Linked DNA regions of Homo sapiens: region 2 is linked to region 1. A link is a loop called in an ENCODE intact Hi-C map of the cell type or tissue named here. Cell type or tissue: endothelial cell of umbilical vein. All regions are shown on one strand. Links, peaks and the distances in the headings refer to the core of each region. The heading gives the core; the rest is flanking DNA.

Evidence for each region. A loop is a pair of places that touch in the nucleus more often than their neighbours do. Peaks named below come from ENCODE experiments on the same cell type or tissue, not always from the same donor. Only the 100,000 strongest peaks of a DNase experiment are listed, where the experiment ranks them.
Region 2: it touches region 1 in a loop (6-fold over the local background); 13 of 110 quality-filtered maps call a loop at or near these places.

What each region holds. Positions count from the first base shown.
Region 1 is chr20:4,067,110-4,077,715 of GRCh38, reverse strand. No RefSeq gene overlaps it. Among named protein-coding and RNA genes, the nearest start is that of RNF24, 57 kb to the right of the region's middle. RefSeq lists enhancers at 2,360-2,654, 2,068-3,267, 5,265-5,764, 5,765-6,266. In endothelial cell of umbilical vein, for the core only: a CTCF peak has its summit at 5,470 (motif pointing right); a DNase peak (open chromatin) is centred at 5,475.
Region 2 is chr20:3,926,978-3,937,583 of GRCh38, reverse strand. It overlaps PANK2 (pantothenate kinase 2), which reads right to left. Exons shown (of 7, transcript NM_001386393.1): 7 at 7,697-10,606. RNF24 (ring finger protein 24) reads left to right here. Exons shown (of 6, transcript NM_001134337.3): 5 at 2,511-2,590; 6 at 3,383-10,273. The coding sequence ends at 3,521. Among named protein-coding and RNA genes, the nearest start is that of MIR103B2, 15 kb to the right of the region's middle. RefSeq lists enhancers at 1,175-1,324, 7,741-7,910. In endothelial cell of umbilical vein, for the core only: no CTCF peak of the experiment used is centred there; a DNase peak (open chromatin) is centred at 5,083; H3K4me3 peaks cover 520 bases; H3K27ac peaks cover 858 bases.

The sequences.
Region 1 (10,606 bases), core at 1,334-9,333:
TACACACATATACACATTATGTATAATAAACATATTAAAGAGAGAGATTATAACCAGATGAGGCTTATTCCAGGTATTAATGGCTTGTTCAGTATTAAAAATAAATCACTGTAACTCATCATATCAATAGGCTAAAGAAGAATTATATCTGCTGGGCGCGGTGGCTCACGCCTGTAATCCCAGCACTTTAGGAGGCCGAGGCAGGCAGATCATGAGGTCAGGAGATCGAAACCATCCTGGCTAACACTGTGAAACCCGGTCTCTACTAAAAAAAAAAATACAAAACATTAGCCAGGCGTGGTGGTGGGCACCTGTAGTCCCAGCTACTCGGGAGGCTGAGGCAGGAGAATGGCATGAACCCGGGAGGTGGAGCTTGCAGTGAGCCAAGATCGCACCACTGCACTCCAGCCTGGGTGACAGAGCGAGACTCCGTCTCACCAAAAAAAAAAAAAAAAAAAAAAAAAAAAGCATAAAACTATAAAACTTTTAGAAGAAAACATAAAAATCATCAGGACCTAGGGCTTAGTGAAGAGTTCTTATACATGACACCTGTTCCATGAAAGGGCCGCACATGCAAAGCAGTCCTCAAATGCCAAAGAAGCCAAGAAACCAAAGAAGGAGGCAGGCAAATCCCATTTGTCAGTATAAGGTGGCTTATTAGGGGCAACTTATAGACAGAAGTCTGGTCTTGGGCCACCACAAGACAGGTAGATCTCTACACCACACCTCCCCAGGCAGGGGGCTTACATCTTGGGGGAAAAGTATACGTGCTCTGAAAGGAATGTGTAGTTGGCTATGAGTGTCACAGCCTATGACTTCTGCAACAGCATCAAGAGCTGTTTTGGAGGAAACTTACAATCATTAGGTGTTTCCACATAAAGAGTAATACATCAGCTAGACATGTTGGAGGCATTCCCGGACTTGTGGTTAGTCACTGGATTAGCATTTAAAATAAAGCCTCTCTTGTCCCCACAACATCGAAATCAATAAATTGGAATTCATCAAAATGAATAAACTTTTCTCTACAAAAGGCCCTCTTAAGAAGATAAAAACACAAGCTACACCTAGGAAAAAATATTTGCAGACCACGTATCTGACAAAGGATGTGTATCAGAATATAGAAAGACTCTCGAAACTCAACAGTTAAAAAAAAACCAAATAATCTAATTAGAAAATAGGCAAGAGATATGAGGAGATATTTTATCGAAGAGGCTATACAATGGCAAATAAGCACATGAAAAGATCCTCGACATCATTAGTCTTTAGGAAAATGCAAATTAAGACCATGATGATATATCCCTACACACCTATTAGAAGAGCTAAAAATTAAAAATAGTGAACATATCGAATACTTGAGAGGATGTGAAGGAACTGAATCTCTCACCCATTACTAGTGAAAATATAAAATGATAGAGCCACTCCGGATAATGGTTGAGCAGTTTCTTTAAAAACTAAACATAAAGTGACCATACAGCCCAGCAATGCACTTGTGGGCATTTATCCCAGAGAAATAGGGCTATGGCCACACAAGTACCAGAATGGAAACAACCAAAATGTTTTACAATAAGTGAATGATTGAACAAACTGTGGTATATTTACACCAGAGATTACCACCCAAAATTAAACTATTGACACATGCATCAACCTGGATGGATCTCAAGGGCACGAATCTGAGTGGGGAAAAGAAAATCACGAAAGGTCACATACTGTATGCTTCGATTTATATAACATTCTCAAAATGACAAAACTATGGAGAACGCATTAGTGGTTACCAGTGCTTAGGGATGGTGGGGAGAGAGGAGGGTGAGACTGAAGGAGTTGCAAGAGAGAGATCTTGATGGTGATGGAACAGTTCTGGATCTTGGCAGGGTGGTGGTTACACAAACCTGCACAAGTGATAAAATAACATAGAACTATACACACATTGTATCAATGTCACTTCCCAGTTTGGGTGTTATATTATAGTTAATTAAGATGTAATCTTTGAAGGAAACAGGGTGAGGGGTTCATGGGTCCTCTCTGTACTATCTTTGCAATTCTGTGAATTTCTAACAATTTCAAAATTTAAAGTTTTTTTTTAAATCAATACATGAACATTCACAGTGGTGACAGCCTCGGTTGGGTTTGAAGACTGGGTTGGGTTTGAAGTTCTGGATTGAGAAAGGAGTAAGCCTATTTTGGTATGTGGGGAGAAGGGGAAAGGAATCAGAACAGACATAAGTTTTGGCTGTGGGTTGCAAACACTTCTTCCTTCTTGATGGCAGGAAGTCTCAGGCAGGCTGCAAAGACCTGGAAGCTGAAGACTCCAAGGGGGAGCAGAACTGCTGCGACCGCTTACACTGCAGTTCCTGGACCCTAGGGGCCTCCCTACCCCACTGTGGGATTCTCTCTATCCAGAACACAGCTGGTGCCCTGGGGTCATGACACCCCAGAAACTCATCTGTTCTGGTCTTTGGCAAGTCTGCAGACCAACTTTGACCAATAGAGAACTAAGGCAGCAAGTTTTCCAGTGTCATACAGATAGACAATTGCATCAGAATAGAGACACGTGACTTCTGAATGCGGACTGGAGGAGATGAGGATGGAGGGCTGGGAGGATAGTAAGAGAGGGAGCAGGGAGACCAGTTACGGGCCACTGAAGTAGTCAAGGTGTCAGACAAGAGCTTTGAGACAAGAGGACTCGTCTTAGAGATAGATTGCATGAGGGCCATGAGGGTAAGGGAGGTGTCCAAGCTGACCTCAGCCTTCTGGCTTGTCCACTGGTTGGATGGGGTCACCATTTTATTGTAATGGCGGATACTGGTTGCAGAGAACTGAGTGTTGGAGGACCATGAATGAGTTCCATTTCAGATCTGCTCAGCTTGCTGTCCCTGGGAGACAACCACAGGAGTTGTTTAGGAGACACCGGGCTACTTCAGCCTGGAGCTCCAGGAGGAGGTCTGCATTGGTCGTTGGGACAATAGGACCAGGCAAGTACATGGAAAGAATGTCAAATTCCATCAGGCATAAAAAGAACAGTTGAACTCAGGTGGTAAAGGGGCAAGAAGGGAGGAGTGGTTTACAAAATTCCAAAACAGATGATCAAGTCAGAGAGAGGTAGTCAAATAATTGAGCATGGGGGTTGTTAAAGTGACATTGGTTCTTGCTGTCACATTGACAGATTAGAGAGGAAGTTGAGAGTCAAAGCCATCCGCTGAAAACATACAGTTAGTAAAAAGTGCGTGGCTCCCAGGCAGTTGGGTGACTTTCCACAGCTTCTCACCTTCCCAGCCAGATTGTGCCTCACCCCCAATCCCAGAGCCTCCTTTATAGAAATTCTGGAGCTGTAGTGCCTCTTCTCACATCCAGCAGGGAACCATGACTCAGGGCTGGGCAAACTGGCACAAAAACCCTTTGGTTCATCCAAGCCAGCTGTCCCTGGGTCCCAAGTCTCTTTTGCGGATCCATTTGCATGCAATTTGCACTTTGCTACAAACCTTGGCTTCCCCTTTAAAGGGCCAGTGCCTCTCTTTCCCATCTCATCCTCATCTCTTAACCAGTCACCAAGAAAAGTGGGCTCTGATGATGAAAAAGAAGCAGGGGGGTCCCTACTCAAAATTCATTTGTTGGCCAGATACCGTGCTCACACCAGTACTCTGGGAGGCCAAGATAGGAGGATTGCTTGAGGCCAGGAGTTCGAGAGCAGCCTGGGCAACACAGTGAGAGCCCGTGTCTCTACAAAAAATAAAAAAATAAATTAGCAGGCATGGTGGCATACCCCTATAGTCCCAGCTACTCAGGAGGCTGAGGCAGGAGGATCACTTGAGCCCAGGAGTTTGAGGTTACAGTGACCTATGATCATGCCACTGCACTCTAGCCTGGGTGACAAAGCAAGACTCCAAGAGTGGTTTACAATGTTCCAAAACAGATGATCAAGTCAGAGAGAGGTAGTCAAATAATTGAGTATGTGGGTTGTTAAAGCAACATTGATTCTTGCTGTCACATTGTCTCTTAAAAAAATAATAAAAATAAAATCCATGTATTGAGAGTCCAAAATTCCTCTATGGAAGCACAAGCTGCCTTTGAGAACTGGAGGATATGGATATGTCCTGCTTCCCTCCATCCCCAAGAACAGCTCATAGAAATAGGAAAGGGGTACACCCCCATACCCCTAAGTCTTCCAGACTAGAGACTGAGCTGGTGGCATAGGGGAAGGACTGGGGTCTGAGGACCTATACTCTCAGCCTAGGAGCCAGCTCCTTAGGGAAGAGCCCAGAAATTAGAACTCCCTGCAAGCTCAGATGGAGTGACCTGTTCATAAAGCACATGGCCAGATACTAAAGTTCCTTAATAGATGAACGGTGAGTCCCACTCCCTGACCTGGGAGGCAGGAGAGGCCTCATGTGACCACAATTTGGGGACTGGCATTGCCTTGGCTTCATGGCACAGAGGAGACCCACACACACTCCTTCCCCTGCCAGGGAGACTCCAGGCTGAGAAAAGGACAAGTCCTCAGGTTTGAAGATGTCTCCTCATCAAAATACTTCTACATCACTCTTCATTTTATCCTTGACACACTAGCTGAGAGGCTGCCTGGAGGGTCCTGGGCCCTTGTTTTAGGGCACATAAAAATGAAGACCTCATCACCAAGGGAAGGCCCCTGCATCAGGTCTAACTAACCTGCACCAAGCCACGCCGCACACCAGACCACTCCAGCTTGACCACTGCTCCTCTGCCCAGACCCTTGATGAATAGTGCAGTCTTCTGCAGCGACTGCCACTGTTACAGCTCCACTGGCCCCGCAGCCGCCACACAGATTCCTCCAGGGATCCTCAGGACTCAGTGCACCAGAATCTCAAGGTTCCGTGTGTGTGTGTGTGTGTGTGTGTGTGTGTGTGTGTGTGTAACAGAGGAGGCATGGCTGCATTAACCCCTGTGGTCATCAGCCAATATGGCCCCCAACGATTCCCTCCTTCTTGTACCGTTTCACACTGACACCATAGGCAAGTTTTAAGTGCTTTTTTTCTGCAACTCATCTCAGCAAAGATAAATATCATTGCCTCTTATTCTAGGACATGGCAGGCTGCAGGACCCCAGTTGCACCAAACTGCCATCCCCTCCTGCCTGGTTTCCCTTCTTCATGAACCGATCAATGGGCCATAGCCAGGTTGGGATGCATGTCTTCCACAGGATGGGAACTACCTCCAGCTGATCAGGTACATGGCCTTGGAAATCATCCTACACTTTAGAGTCAACAAAGGCTGTTCCCATATGTGCCCCGAGCTCCTCCAGGTTTCTCCATCCTATGGACACAAATGAGGTGGCATTAACAGGGAAAACACACTTTATGGGCTTTTGCCCCCGTCCACAGACTAAGGGTGCTCCAGGGCCCCTCGATTTATCCCAGTTATTTCTGAATAACTGGGATATCTTACATCTGCTTAGCACGGGTCCCCTCCTAGAGAGCTATGGCCTTAGAAGCCACTTGGGGGCAGTACCTCACCACTGCCCCTGCCAGAGTGCCCTGATGACCAGCACTATGGACCCTCCTAAATTCCATCTGTTCTCCCCCTATAGCCTCCAAGTTGGCAACCTGAGACCGTAGTAGGTCTGCGTATCACGCAGAAATGGGAGAAGGACCCTTGTAACGGATTCTGTTGGTGCCCTGCCCAGATTCCTCTCCTTGGCCACTGCACCCACCCACCAGCTATTGCTAAGATCTCCCCCAAAAAGTAATTGACACAGAGGTGCAAAAAAATCTGTCCTGCTTACCCCAACGGGGGACAGCTCAGTGGCCGATCCACACCCCAGAGCTTCCCCTGGATCAGGCTGAAGTCAGACCCCAGCTGAGACCACTTCATGCTTAGCATCTTCCCTGCCCTGGCCTGCTTCATTCCCTCCCTCTTATGTCTCTCTAAGAGTACTCGCTCAATAAATCACCTGCTCAAGAATCCTCAGCTCAGCCTTTCACTCTAGAGAAGAAAACATACCCTTCTTCCCAAGTTTGTGTCTGGAACCCTGTCCCAACCTTGCTTCGGCCTCAGAATCTCGTGAAATCAGCTCCTGCTTCTGCCTACAACCCTCTCTGTGTGCCCTGGGGGCAGTTACATGGAGACCCGATGAGAGAACAGACACCCCTCTGTGTTTCTCCACTACACTCCTCATTCCACCCTTCTCTCCCCCAGGAGCCCACCCACCAGCCACCGCCTGAGCCCTTTCCCCACTGCAAAGCTGCCTTCCTGCCAGATTCCACCCCCAGGACTCCCACTATGTATGGTGAATGTATTTGACCTTCAAAACCATTCTGTTCCATCAGTATTAAGTCTACTATTTTTTCTAGTGGAGAAGCCAGAAGCAATTTACTGCAAAGCCAATGCAGCTTAAGCTCACTTGCATGGGCCCCTTCCAAAGCCCTGCAATTTCGTAATCATAGTTTTTATTCTTCTGCTTGAGGAGGGCTCCCAAATTGTATCAGCCTCAGGCCCCATAAAACCTAACTCTACCCTTGGAAAAATGGAAGCTCTGAAAGGTGAAGTGATTTGTCCCACGACACAGGCCTGATGAGCAACAGAAGCAGAAGTTGACCCAGGTTTGCTGCCTCCCAAGTTCTTTTCCCGTCCTCCATCCTATGATCCATCCCTGCAACTCCCCTGGGCCTACTGCAGCAGCCTCCAGGATCCAGCCCTTGGCTTCCCTCTACCTCCAGCACATAGCCTTCCCAGTTGCCAGCCATCAGCCCCTCCTCTGCTCTGGCACAGTATTGTGGGAGCTTGGCAGGCCAGAGTGGGTTTGGCAGAGCTACATTTAAATATCAAGGTAGAAGAGTGTCTGCATGTATACCATCAATGGATGCAGACACCCACAGAGCCTATGGTAGCTGCAAGTTGCCCCTACATTTGCCTGTGTTTTCTCCATCAGCTGAGTAGCAGGCTGTTAGGATACCTGTCTTGGGAGCACTGCAGAAGTTAGACTGTGTATCAGTTAGCTCTTGCTGTGTAACAAAACATGCCAAAACTTAGTGGCCTAAAACAACAACTATTGATTTAGCTCACAGTTCTGCAGGTCAGCAATTTGGGCCATGCTCTCCTGGGCAGTTTGATCTCAGCTGAGCTCCCTTTGGGCATATGCAGTCAGCTGCCAGGTTGGCTGGGAACTGGAGTCAGCTGGTACATCTCATCTCTGTTCCACAGAGTCTCCCATCCTTCAAATCAAGATCGTCTGCCTGATGGCTTGGCAGAATTCCATGAAAGCAAATGGATTTGAGCAAGGCCTCTTGAGGCCTAGGCGCAGGACTCAACAGCTTTACTGTCAGCACATTCTATGGCCCAAAGCAAGTGACAGGCCAGCCATGATGGTTAATGTTGTCATCTTAGCTGGGCCATAGTGCCCAGGTATTTGATCAAACATTATTCTGGATATTTCTGTGAAGGTGCTTTTTCTTTCTTTATTTTTTTTAATGCAGTTAACAGTTCAGTTGGGGACCTTTGAGTAAAATAGATGACCCTCTATTAGGTGGTTGGGCCTCTTCCAATCAGTTGACAGCCTACAGAGAACAAAGACTGATCTCCCCCCAGCAAGAAGGAATTCTCCAGCTGAATGCCTTTGGACTGAAATGACAACTCTTCCTTGAATCTCCAGCCTGCCAGCCTACTCTGCAAATTTTGGACTTACCAAGCCTCCATGATTACATGAGCCAATTCCTTAAAATAAATGTCCTTCTATATATATACACATCCTGTTGGTTCTGTTTCTCTGGAGAACACTGACTAATACACCAGCCCAGATTCAAGGGGTGGGGAACACACTCCACCTCCTGATGGGAGGAATGGCAAAGTCACATTGCAAAGCATGAGGGCACAAGGAGGGGACTAACACAGTCACCTCTGCTCATGAGCGACCACAGGCTGGCTTTAGGAATGGGTGGGTGTGGGCAGGGTAACCTGCAGCTCTTGGTGTCCACCTTTGAGCATCGAGCTTCTGCTGGGCCAGCCAGGTGGAATTCCCAGTCATCTCCACCTCCTTTTTGGTATCAAAGACTGGGAAGAAAACTGTTTCCACGACTCTGTGAGCAGAAAGGGGGGAACCTCACAACTGGATTTGAGAGTATGTCTTTGCCCTCAAACTAGGGGCTTCCTGAGGCTGTGCTCTTTTCTACCATCCAACTCAGGACTCAATGTAGAATGGAGGCTGGGCATGGTGGCTCTGGAAACTCTAATACCGGCATTGTGGAAGGCTGAGGTGGGAAGATCACTTGAGGCCAGGAGTTTGAGACCAGCCTGGGCAACATAGTGAGACTCCCAGTCTCCACAAAAAAAATTTAAAACTTAAGTGTGGTGGTGCATGCCTGTAGTCCCAGCTACTCGGGAGGCTGAGGCGGTAGGATCACCTGAACCCTAGAGCTGAGGCTGCAGTGAGATAGGATCCTGCACTCCAGCCTGGGTAACAGAACAAGACCTTGTCTCTGGGCAAAAACACGAAAAACCCTATAGGCTGGAGGAAGCGTTTTATTCCCCCTACAGGACCCAACAGGTTCTGAGAGCAACCAAATGTCTAATTCTCCCACGTGTCCCCCAAGATTGTTGACACTCTAGCTGGGACATACGGGGCCCCCATAAGTAATTCCTAGATGAACACACACAGCCTTCAGTGCTGAGGCCTGAGACATCTGCTCCCAGCTATGCAAACAGTCCCACGTCACAACTAACCATGCAAGGGGCAGGGGGCTCAGACTTGCCCAGCCCACCTTTCGGTCCTCTGGACTGCCCTCCATGCTGGCTCAGTCCTGTTCTGTCTACCTCTGCTCAGCACGCCTTCCTCCCACACAGCTTGACAAGTTGGCCACCTCCCAGCTCCCCACCCCACCCTGTCTCCTGCTTACCCTCCTCCCCATGCTCTGCGAGTCTTACATAGTCTTACACTTGGTAAGAAGCCAAGCCTTGCCACATGTGCATGTCCTGCAGGCTTCCCTTCCTGCAGGTATGGCTTTGGGCTCTGGACTCTGGGTAGACCCAGGAAGTGGGGGTCATCAGGGGAGACAATGTAGCAGGCAGGCATGTAGGGCAACCAGAGTCAGCCTATGAGATACCAAGGGCAGGTCCTCTTATGCCCAGAAGATTCATAACAACGGCATAAAAAATAGTGGAAGACCCTGGACCCACATGCTCTGAGCTCCAGCCCCTCATTGTCACAAACTGCAGTGTGATTTGGGACTGTCACTTTGCTTCTCAGTTCCCCCATCTGTCAAGTGGAGATGATAACCATTGATAGTGGATCCTATAGGCATCCTGCTCACTCCTTGAGGCCTCACCACCTCAGGGAGCTCCCGCTGCCTTCCACCTGTGAATCTGCATGTCTGCACCTGAGAGCTTTCTTTCCTAAACTGCAGAAGGCCAGGCAGCATGCTGGAAGTGCCAGGGAATTAACAACCCTTAGCAGAGCCCTTCTTCTAGCTATAACTCACAGGAGTTGATGGATAAATACCCCAGCTCCCTCACTCCTCAGGCAAGATAACTCTGGGGCACGTGTTCTACTCTGATGCCCAGATTTCCCCCGCAAGACTGAACTCCAGTTGCCCACAGTGGTAACTAGCTTGATAATACACCCCTTGTGGGCTGCCTTCCTTCCCCATTTCACAGAACTACTTGTGTTCAAAGCCTTGTCTCACGGTCTGCCTCCAGGGCAGTCCAAACTAAGACATCATCCCAGCCCTGTCGCAACACCATTAGCCCGTGTGTGATCGAGATGATGGCAGAGGCTACCAGCAGGTGTTTGAGCCCAGGGCTGGGTGAGGGTCTTCCCAGCCCTTATCTCTACTCTGGACCCACAGGAAACTCCACAAGAAAGTGTCAGAGGATGTTGGTGGGACTTCTTCTGTTGTCCTGGAATGGCAGCCAAGGCCTGAAACTGAGGTCAGGAGATGCTTGGGACCCATATTCTAGAATGAGCAACATGTGAGTCACCAACAGCTGAGTGCCCAACTCCTCCTTTAGTGAGAGGCAGTGCAACCTGCTCCTCCATGCATTCCACCCAAAGAGAGGACTGGGGAGGGGAAAGGCGGGCCATAGTGAATTTCATTCTCCAGGATGACAGGATTTCCCTCTGTCTCCCTGAAGCAAGGGATGAAGGGATTCCGAGCTAATCAGAGGAATAGTCAATGTGCCCAATTGCACATCCCTCCAGACCAGGCTTAGACCTTTTGTTGAGACCAGCTAATTCTGTGTCCTGTGCATTCTACAATTCTAAGTCCCTCCCTTCTGTCCACTATGATGACCAACAACTGGGCTCTCATCGTCTCCCACCTGGTAGCTCCAGCAGTCTCCTCTCCAGCCCTTCTGCCTCTCTCAGCCTCTTGTCTGTTCCAATCCATCCCTCTAAAGTGGATCTTTCAAAACCAGGCTGGCAAACTACAGCCCATGAACCAAACACTGCCTGTGGCCTGTTTTTGTGTAGCCTATGTGCCATGAATGGTTTTTACAGTTTTTACATTTGTTTTTAAACAAAACAAAGAAAACTGTGTGACAGAGATGTTTGCCAGCCTCTGTTCTAAAGCATAAATCTCATCCTGCTTAAAGGAGTGGCCTCCCTACCAGCCTCATCCCACACCATTCACCCCTACACACCCTAAGCC
Region 2 (10,606 bases), core at 1,744-9,743, 140 kb after region 1:
GGGCTTGTTTTGGGGGGTGGGTGGGTGGCATTTGATGCAAATGTTCTGGAATTAGATTGTAAAGATGGCTGCACATATATACCTAAAAACTGCTGAATTGTACTGTTACTTAAAGGAGTGAATATTATAGTAGATTAATTGTATCTCAGTTTTTTAATGGTGATGGGAAGTCACACTGGAGAAACAATCTCATTGAATACTGGAAACAAAAGTTTATTTGCAAAATATGAACTGTAAAGGAAAGTTGTAAAATGAGTTTGGCTCTTAGGGAGCTTCTAGGAAGTCATCTGAGGCTTTTCTCTTTTTGTGATTGCCATTGACTTTGGTCACCTTTAGCATTTAACGTGTCAGAGTTTGTCTTGTTTTTTCTCAGGTGGCTATAGTTTTAGGATCTGTTTATTCAGAACATAATAGCACATTATACCATTAATAGTAACTCCATTTTGGGGCTGGGCGCAGTGGCTCACACCTGTAATCCCAACACTTTGGGAGGCTGAGTCAGGCGGATCACAAGGTCAAGAGATCGAGAGCATCTTGGCCAACATGGTGAAACCCTGTCTCTACTAAAAATATAAAAAATTAGCCGGGTATGGTTGGCATGCACCTGTAGTCCCAGCTATTCGGGAGTCTGAGGCAGGAGACTCACTTGAACCCAGGAGGCGGAGGTTGCGGTGAGCTGAGATCGCACCACTGCACTCCAGCCTGGCGACAGAGCAAGACTCCATCTCAAAAAGAAAAAAAGAAACTCCTGTTTGGAAAGGCTACTAATCTAATTTTGGATCCTGGAAAAATAAGTGAATAAAAATAAGCAACTCATCCAACCTGTGCTTCAACAGGATCAGTGCTAAATCTCCAGAGGACAGTCCTGACCCTGTGTCGGAAGGCGGGGCTGAGAGGAAAACTGGCTGTTGAAGGCCAGAGGGCCAATCACACAGTCTAGGAGATGGGAGCATCATTCCCTCTTTACAGGTGGGAAGCTGAGGCCCAAAAAGATACCACTAGGCTGAAACTGCTGGATTTTTACCTTTACCCACAGCTTGTTCTCAGCCTCCCTTCAGAGGACAAAAATGGGCTTGCAAACAGTACTTCCATTATAAAATGTAGACATCAATAAAAACAGCTGGCATTGGTAGACTGCCTTACTGTGTCCTTAACCCTACCCCCCAAGCTGAGCTGATGACAGCCGTGTGTAGGGTGGGACAGGCCATGTCCTTATTGTACAGATGAAGGAACAGAGCTCTGTGAGGAATCCTGAGGGCAGAGGCCACACAGCTAGTGTGTCTGAGCCAAGGCCAGCCACCTGTCCTGCTCTCCTCCCTGCTCCCCTGCCATCTTGGTAGGGATGCTGAGTCCAACAGAGCACAGTTATCCATTCTCCTCCTGTGAAGGTCCTGTCTGTCATACACACAAGGCCCTGAAAGCTACCTCAGCAAGGATGTTTAAAAACCAACATGGCACGGTTCACTGGGCACCAAGAGCCACATGTCCTGCCTGGATCATGTTACATAATCTAAGAAGACTGGGTTACGTGTTATAGGTTAAGAAACTAGTAACAGCAAAGCCATCAACAGTCCAGGCTAGAAATGGTGATGGCCTGAACCAGGATCCTTGGGAATGGACAGGGAAGCAAGTAGGGAGAAAGGAGTTCAACCACTGGGCAGGAGAAAGCAATGGCACAACAGCACATCAGTGCAACAGACCTGGGTCCCAGCCAGGCCTGGCCACTCTCCAATTAAATGGCCTCAAGCAACATTATTTTCCTGAGCTTCTGTTTCCTCATCGGTAAAATGGGTCAGTGTGGTGACACATGGTATCCACGGGCCCTGGTGAATGCCCAGGAAAGTGTTGGAACCCAGCCCCTGGGTACGATGGCAAAGGCCTCTCTCCAAGCCATGGAGACTAGTCATTGGCTGAGAGCAGTCCTGGTCCCATCTGCACATGTTCATGAGTTAACTGAGTCTTCAGTAACTTTTTATATGACAGAGACACTGACAGAAGGACAGTGCCAAAGTGGGAGGCCCCAGGAACTATAAATAGCATGTTACTGCAAGCTGTGCATAAAAACAGGAGAAAAGATTGCCAGGGCTTGAGCGGTCCCTTTCAGTGAGTGCTTGGGAGCCAGGCTGTGCTGCTGACAAGGTGGAGAACCCAGAGAGCCTCAGCTCTTTCGGCACACCAGGAAAGGGACAGCAGGCTAAGCTGGCAGATGTGAGAGTAACCCTCCCTCGGTCCCACACTTCTGATGCACTGAAGTAAAGGCAGCTGCCTCTTGCTTTCTGTCTTCTCCCATCTGCCCACCTCCTTGAAGATATGGGACAGGAAGAGCAGGAGACATTCATCTATTTTGGCCTGTTTCTTTTCAGTCATTTATTCATTCATTTCTTTTTTTTTTAAGATAAGAGTCTCATGAGTCCCTTCAAACGGTTGAGCCTTTAGGAGCCTGCACTCTACTTTGTACCTGGGAGGGTACTTAACAGACACTTGGCTTCATTTGTGCATTTGTCTTTCAGCTCTGTGCAGTGTGCCTAGAAGACTTCAAGCCTCGAGATGAGTTGGGGATTTGCCCATGTAAGCACGCCTTCCACAGAAAGTAAGTATTGGTATGGAATTACTTAATGGGACCCGAGTTTGAGGCACATCAACCAACTTCTTTTGGGTTTTAGGGCAGTGCCAGACAAGCTTGATGGCTTCATGATTGGTCTGTAATGCAGAAAGCTGACAGCACCCTACAGGTGGGATGTGTGTGTGTGTGCGTGACATTAGGAGACAGCAGAGTGGTGGAACGTGACCACCACGTCAGGACTATGGGCAGAGAGCCAAAATGAGCCTACACTTGGAGCCCAAGCAATAAACAGCTATTTAGCTGGAACTTTCCACTGAGAGCCTCATCTCCTAAAAACTTATTTAAATCAAAACCATAGTTATTTAAAATCAAAATAAAGTCTGGATATAAATGGTAGTGTGGGGCACTCTCCTCCCACTTCCTGCAGACATATTAATATTCTTCCTCTTATAATTTTTTGTTTTGTATTTCTGTTAGAAAAATTTATTTTCCTACTTCTCACATCCCTGCTCAGTGTATTTTGTTCTTGTAAGAAGTCATGGGTAACTGAGAGTATCACATACTATCTGTGGCTTCACACGTGGAAGATGGGAGGCTCTGGAAGGAAGAGGGGATTGCTGACCCCTTGGCCTCTCCCCACTCCTTCTCTCTGTCTCTTCCCTCTCTCCAGGGGGTGACATCCGTTCACCACCTAGGAGGGGAGCTCCTTGGACCATACAGCAGACGTTGTCTGGGTGACAGATATGGAGATGTTCAGCAGAACAGCCGTGCCATGAGCATAGGACTGACATCTTCCCCCTGTGGTGTCTCCTTCTGCAGGTGCCTTATTAAGTGGCTGGAGGTTCGTAAAGTGTGTCCCCTGTGCAACATGCCAGTTCTACAGCTGGCCCAGTTGCACAGTAAGCAGGACCGTGGACCCCCTCAGGGGCCCCTTCCTGGGGCAGAGAACATTGTATAGCTTACCGCAAGGATCAGACTGTTGCTGGACACGACGTCTGTGTGGAGCCAGGAGGAACACATGTGGTGTCTGTATGGCTGCTCTCTACCTAGGACACCAGCTGCCACTTCTTTTGCCTCATGAAGAACTCTTGGGCCAGCCAAACTGGGAACCTAGGTGTCTGGGTCTTGTGACAACCAAAGCACTTTGACACTACCCCCTGCCGAGAGAAGAGGAGTGGATGAGCCTGCGGGTTTGCCTCAAGAAACTTCATGAGGGTCTCTTACTAACTCCATTACACTCTCTCTCCTGGAGCCTCATCTCCATGTCAAGCAGGAGGGTAAAGAAGGGAACTAAGAGCAGGTCTTTCAAGCCACACCCCCACCTGCGGATGGATGGGTTTCTCTGTAGGCCATGCAGGCCTTTGTCGCAGCAAACCTTCCCAGCAGCCCTTGAGCCAAGTAAAACCAGCACAACCAGCCACCAGTGGTTGGTGAGGCAGTGCCCACAAGGCTCATGTTGTATGCCTTTGATAAGGCCATCTTGGCTTTGAGTAGCAGTGTTCCTCGTCACCCATTTCCCCCTCAGGATTACAACACCTGCTATCAAATCATCTAAGCTGAAAACATGAGATGCGCTTGGAAAGGCCTAGTCAGAAGCCATTTCCTCTTATCATTTCCCTCTCCTATGCACCAGTAAGGCCCGTCCAGAGCCCCAGCAGGGAGTGGGCCCTGAGTCCACACTGTCCCTGAGTGATCCAGGAGGCTGCCCACATCCCCACATGTGCACTGTGGTTCCAGTGTAGCTGCTGTGAGCCCACTGCCACTGCCTCAGAAGGGAGCCACTGTGAACCTCTCGAGTGGCTCCAAAGAGCAGTGGCTTTTTGAGAATGGCCCATACTTCTGGCCCGGCTGGATGAAGGGAATGCCGACCCTTTGGCCTCTCCCCCTCCTTCCATCTCTTCTCTCTCTTGCCCTATCTCTCTTTCTACTTCAGAAAAAAAAAAAAAAAAAAAAAAAAGCCTGTCATTCACTTTTTAACACTTTATCCCAAATAAGATCCCTGTGTAATTCTGAAGCTGGTGATCCACTTGGAATTGTAGATAGTTTCAGGAAGCTCCTGCAGGGCTGTCCACCGTTGGTGTGTGCCTCAGTATTTGGACTTCCGAAACTGAAAGTGAAAGTGTCTTTATAGGAGAGAAACGCATGCTGCTCTTTGGCTCTTTCTGTCCAACTTTTCTAGAAATGACTCAAAGTCCATTAAGATTTGTGAATATTGTATAAATTAGCTATGGAAAGTAGCAGGTCAGATGGAAAATTCTTTTCCACAGCCCTGCTCTCCGCCTCCCTCCATCTTAGGAGCGCCTGCCTCAATTCCTCGTCAACTGCTTTGCTCCACTCCATCCCACAGGTGTGAGTGGGGGAAGTTTTTCATTAGGAATACAGTCTGCGTGACATGGAGAATGGATGGAGGGAGCTTTGCTACTCTGCTCTTGGCATGACTCCAGGATTTTTTTCTGGAATCCAACCTCTGTCCTCTTAGGAGAAGGAACCTGTCCTTGGTTCAGATGGCTGGGCATGAGGAGGAAAATTTCCATTAGTGTAGAACAGTGCTGGACAGAATCCGGTTTGGAAAATTACAAATCCAGTTGGTCAAAATAGGCCATTTCCTATGTGTGACCTATTCGTGGTATGCCAACTGGACTGCTTCCTAAACAGGACGAGGAAAGTGAGGAATATTTTTATATGAAAGCCTTAGCCTGTCTGGCACCCATGAAAAAAACTATTTATGCACTCCTACTTTCACCGTCTTTTTGCATTCTCTATTTGTAGCACAACAGAGTTGAATGCCACAAAACACCCCGTTTATAGTGAGCTGTTTTCAGTGACCAATATCAGAAGGAGGCTTGCTTCTGGACTAGCCTCACTAATTGCCAGCAGCCACCATTTTCCATGGAATGGCCTTGGGACAGATGTCACCTCTGTTATGGGGCTCTAATAGGAAAGAGAATGTTTTTTCCCTTCCTATGATCAATACTGCAAATTATTGCTGCTCACAGCTTTTATAGGATTCTCCCAACTGAAAGTTGCAGGCTTTTTCTGTCCCTGTGCATCAGTACTAACAAAAGACAGCCTCACCAAGTCTGTATATTTGAACAGAGGCAAGTTAATTCATCCCCCCGTGTCAGAGCCACAGGCATGTTGAGGGGGTTGATACGTAGCACTGGACCAGGGCGCAAAGCCCAGATAGTTCCAGCCATGAGAGGAGAGCACAAGAATGCTCTGCACTCTGCACTCAGCACCACCTTGGGTCTGCTTTGCCCAGATGAGGGACCACTAACAACCTTCTCAGCACATGTGAATGTGGACTGGTTTTAAAATGCATTCATTCTGCTAGGATTGGGCTGGAAGCTGGAACAGTGAGAGTACTTTTTCTGCTCCTAGTCATCTCCCTTTCTCAGCGTGACATCCTCCTGCAGCAAGCCTAGTATCACTAGCAGTAGTTCCTGCGACTCTTAGCAACACAACCCGAATATTTGCTCCCTGCATCTGGGTCCTCCACCAGGATGGGCCTGCGCATCTGCATTGCTGTACAGACAAACAGGCCTTTTAATTTACATCCTCCTTTAATTCTCATTAAAATCGCAGGGTTTTTGTTTGAAAGACAGTCCTTTTTTTATTTATTTTGAAAAAGGAATGAGTTAGGGACCCCTTTATAACTCTCTTGGCTCAGACTCGAACCCCATGGTAAAGTCACCCTTTCCGCATCTATCTTCAGGAGTTGCTGGGACTTGTTACTGTGTAGCTGCGTGGGGATTCTGGTCTGCTCTTGGACCACTGGCTGGTATCCTTTGTGTGTTTCTTAAGCAGCTCAAAGATAGAATGTTGCTGGTCTGCTATGGGTTAGTGGAGCATAACTCAGCCCCAACTGGACTCCACGGGTGGCTGAACCATTAGTAGTTGCTAGGGGTACAACTGAATTCAACTGCCTTCAGAAACAGGGAACAAAACCAGCCTGACTTGATTCCTGGTTGGGTCAGTATCAGACACTAGGAAGTTGACATCTGCTGCTTTTCTTTGCCACGTGTGATTTGGTTAGGCCTGTCCCTGGCAGATAAGGTCCTTGAAGCCTATGCTTGCCTAGCCAGGGAAGGCAGGACAGAAATGGCCAAATAGGGGCAGGTGGCCCCTGGGAAGGTCTGAGCTGAGGGATACAGGGGACCTCCCACCATTGCCGGATACCCTGTTCTTGACAAGAAGATCCTTTTCCCCAGTGCCAAGCCCCTTGGATCCATCAGAGAAATAGCCTCGGGCCTTGTCCTTTTTCACAACCCCACTTCAAAATCATGTCATCTCCCTGGCCTGATCCCGCTCTAAGCTACTTTGAACAACTAGGAATTATTTTTCTCAGAGGCTTTTTGGGCATTATGAAATACATCCTGATACATCCAGGGCAGTATACCCAGAGCTCCAGGCAGAGAGTGATGGAATCACCTCTTGTCACTCACTAGCCTTAGGCCCTTCTGCAGGTTAGCCTCTCAGTCTCTTCCTTAGCTTCCTTAGCTACCACCCAGGGATTGTAGTAACGTCCCTGGCACCTCTTGTGGGGGTTAGCTGGTGCCCAGAGCCTGGTAGGCAGCAGGCCTGGTGTCATGGGGGCTGCTGATACCACATAACATCATCTGGGTTACATGGGCTCCTCTGCCATCATGATTGATAGGAACAGAACCTCAGCCAAAAAGCTTCCTGAGCTGTAGGGGCTTTCCCTGAGGCCCAGGTTCACCTGGCCCCTTTCTTCCTTGGTCATCTCTGCCTTTGCCCACAGTGAACTCTGACTTGGTTGTTCAGTGCTGAATATTTCTTTCTTAATGTTTTGAATAGGTAATCCATTCATGTGGTTCACAAATCATAAAGTAGTTAAAAGCCTTTCTTGAGTTCCTGATGCCTAGCAAGCTCCGCTCCTCACTCCATGAATACCTACTATTGGTTTGTTCCTTGGGTATCCTTCCAGAGATCATTTATGCATGTACACACATGTGTATGTGTGTCTATATAATTTTTCTCCTTTTCTACTCATGTGATACCAGACAAGTGTATTCAAGGAACGCTCCTACTAATGTGGGAAGAGCCATCCCAGAAATCAGAATACAAAATGTGAACCCAGAATTGGGGGATGTTTTTGCAATCACACTCCTGTTGAGTAAGACATATTTTCATTTTATTGCAACATACTGAAATTTTAGTTTTCTGTACAAATCAGAATCTGCAGTCCCTCCCTTACCCCAAATGCCCAGCTAATCCAAGAGCACAACCAGATTTTTCTGATTGACTTTCTATCTGCGACAGGATGCTCAAGATCAGGCTCTGTAGCTGACAGCAGTGGCACAGGCCTCTCCCAGCTCTGAGCAGCCTCTGCAGGTGCCTGGACAGCTGCTGGCCCCTCCCCTACCTTGGCCAGTTCCAAGTGAGGACCAGTGGTGATGTGTGGCTGCAACTGTTGTGGTCACTTAGGCAAGCTCTTGTGTCTTTGATGCAGGAGTTTGAGCAGCAGCAACTGAAGGCTTCTATTTTGTGGGGCAGACATCTTAGCTACTGAGCAAGTGCACAGTGAGTCTCATGTGGATATGCCTGAATGTCCAGCGTCAGTTCATGGAGCTACTCCCTTTCCCTCCCAACTTTTCGTTGTTGTTGAGACAGGGTCTTGTTACCCAGACTGGAGTGCAGTGGCACCATTGTAGCTCACTGCAGCCTCAACTTCCTGGACTCAAGTGATCCTCCCGCCTCAGTCTGTAGCTGCGTCTACAGGTGCACACCAGCACACCTGGCTAATTTTCGTAATTATTTTTTTGTAGAGACAGGTCTCAACTCACTATGTTGCCCAGGCTGGCCTCCTCACTCTGTGCACACACTTTGAAAAGAAAATGCTTCTGGTCGGGCGCGATGGCTCACGCCTGTAATCCCAACATCCCAGCACTTTGGGAGGCCGAGGCAGGCGGATCACCTTAGGTCAAGAGTTCAAGACCAGCCTGACCAATATGGTGAAACCCCCTCTACTAAAAATACAAAAATTTGCCGGGTGTGGTGACGCATGCCTGTAATCCCAGCCACTCAGGAGGCTGGGACAGGAGAATTGATTGAACCCGGGAGACAGAAGTTGCAGTGAGCCAAGATCCCCACTGCACTCCAGCCTGGGCAACAGAGCGAGACTCCGTCTCAAAAAAACACACAAGAAAAGAAAATGCTTCCTACAGAATTTTCCCTTTATGCCTTGTTTTCCATTTGACAACAGAAATTACCCCAACAATTTTTTTTTTTTTTTTTTTTTTTTTTTTTTTTGAGACGGAGTCTCGCTCTGTCACCCAGGCTGGAATGCAGTGGCACGATCTTGGCCCACTGCAAGCTCCGCCTCCCAGGTTCACGCCATTCTCCCGCCTCGGGAGCTGGGACAACAGGTGCCCGCCACCACGCTCGGCTAATTTTTTGTATTTTTAGTACAGACGGAGTTTCACCGTGTTAGCCAGGATGGTCTCGATCTCCTGACCTCGTGATGCACCTGCCTTGACCTCCCAAAGTGCTGGGATTACAGGCGTGAGCCACTGCGCCCGGCCAATAATTTTTTTAGTTTAAGTTCATTTTTGTCCCCGCTGATGAAAGTTAGAGCTGCTTCCTCCAGGCAGCCCTGGGAGTAGGGGCACAGACTTGTGCCTCGCTTCCCAGCAGCTGCCCAGTGCCTCTGTCCACACCCACCTCCCTGGTGTACTTGCCCCCTACAGCAGCAGCCCAGATCCTCCCCTGGATTAAAATTGCAACTGGTGCCCTAACCCAAAACTTGAGAAAAAATTCTCTATCACATCCACTCTTCTGGCATTTGTAGAATCTCTGGCCCTGGGTGTGTCTTTTCCTGTAGCTGTTACAGATTTCTTAAGCAGATTTCTTAAGCAGATGGACATGTCCAGATTCATGCCTAAATATCCAGTTGATAACTGGAAAATGCTGGTTCACGGTTCTTTAGTAAAGATTAATAAGGGATCCCCATGTGCTGGGGAGTGTGCTTCCATTTGAGTGGGGATATCAGAAGAAAAAGAGGGGCTTGTGTAGTAAACCTTACTTTGCCAATTCAGCTGTAGAGCCCAAATTGTTACAAGATGCAAAGATGTACTCCACTTTTTGACCAAGCATCAGCACCTTTGGCTTACCATCCAGTCCTTACTTCTGTGACTGTAAGGGCCCCACCAGTGTCAGCAGACTTGTTTGTGCTTTGGGGGAACTCTCTTCTCAGCTCCCTTTGCCAGTCCCAAGCCTGGTGGATCTGCATCTCACGCCCACTGCACACCGTTCCTCTCCATCTGCCCTTCCCTCCCAGGCCCCCGGTCGGGGGAGCAGGTGTGGCAAGTGTTAGGAACTCCCTTCTGGTGACAGCTGGTCTTCCTAGAGTGTTGCTGGTAACTATCGCCTCTTGGTCTTCTGACATCATTGCCAGGAACGGGGCACTTTTTCGTCTTGTAGTTTGGCCCTCGGGTTTCCTCACTAGGTATTGTGTAACTCCCTCAAAAAAAGGTTTATGAAATGCTGAACCTCAGGTTTCATAGACGTCTTTGTACACTAAAAATTCTGCAGCAGAATATTTTTAAACATTCGCAGTTTTTTGTAAGCTATATTTTTGTATATTTAATTGCTATTTTAAAATTTTAATGCATTTTGCTAATCACTCCTCAAAAATAAAACATGCATGTAATTGACTCAAACGTGTAAATAAAAGCAAATTTTGAAAAATAGTGTTGTGCATATGCCTTTGAACAGAGGGAACATCCATGTGCCACTTACGCAAGCACCTTCAGCAAGACTTGGAAACTCAAGGTGAGTAATTCTATCAGAGCTGGTAACTAGTACTGAGTGATTGTGATGGAAGCCCCTGCCCTTCCTGTGGCATAGTGTGCAAGCGGGGGTGGGGTCAGTGGTGAAGAGTGTGTCAGGCCACCACAGCCAGAGAACAGAGAATCCTGGAATGCAGAGTACAGTGGAGTCTGAAGCCCCCTGGCCTCCCTGAGCTCTGCAAACAGCTGGATACAGATAAGCAGTCTTCCACGTGAACGCCAGCACCAGGGT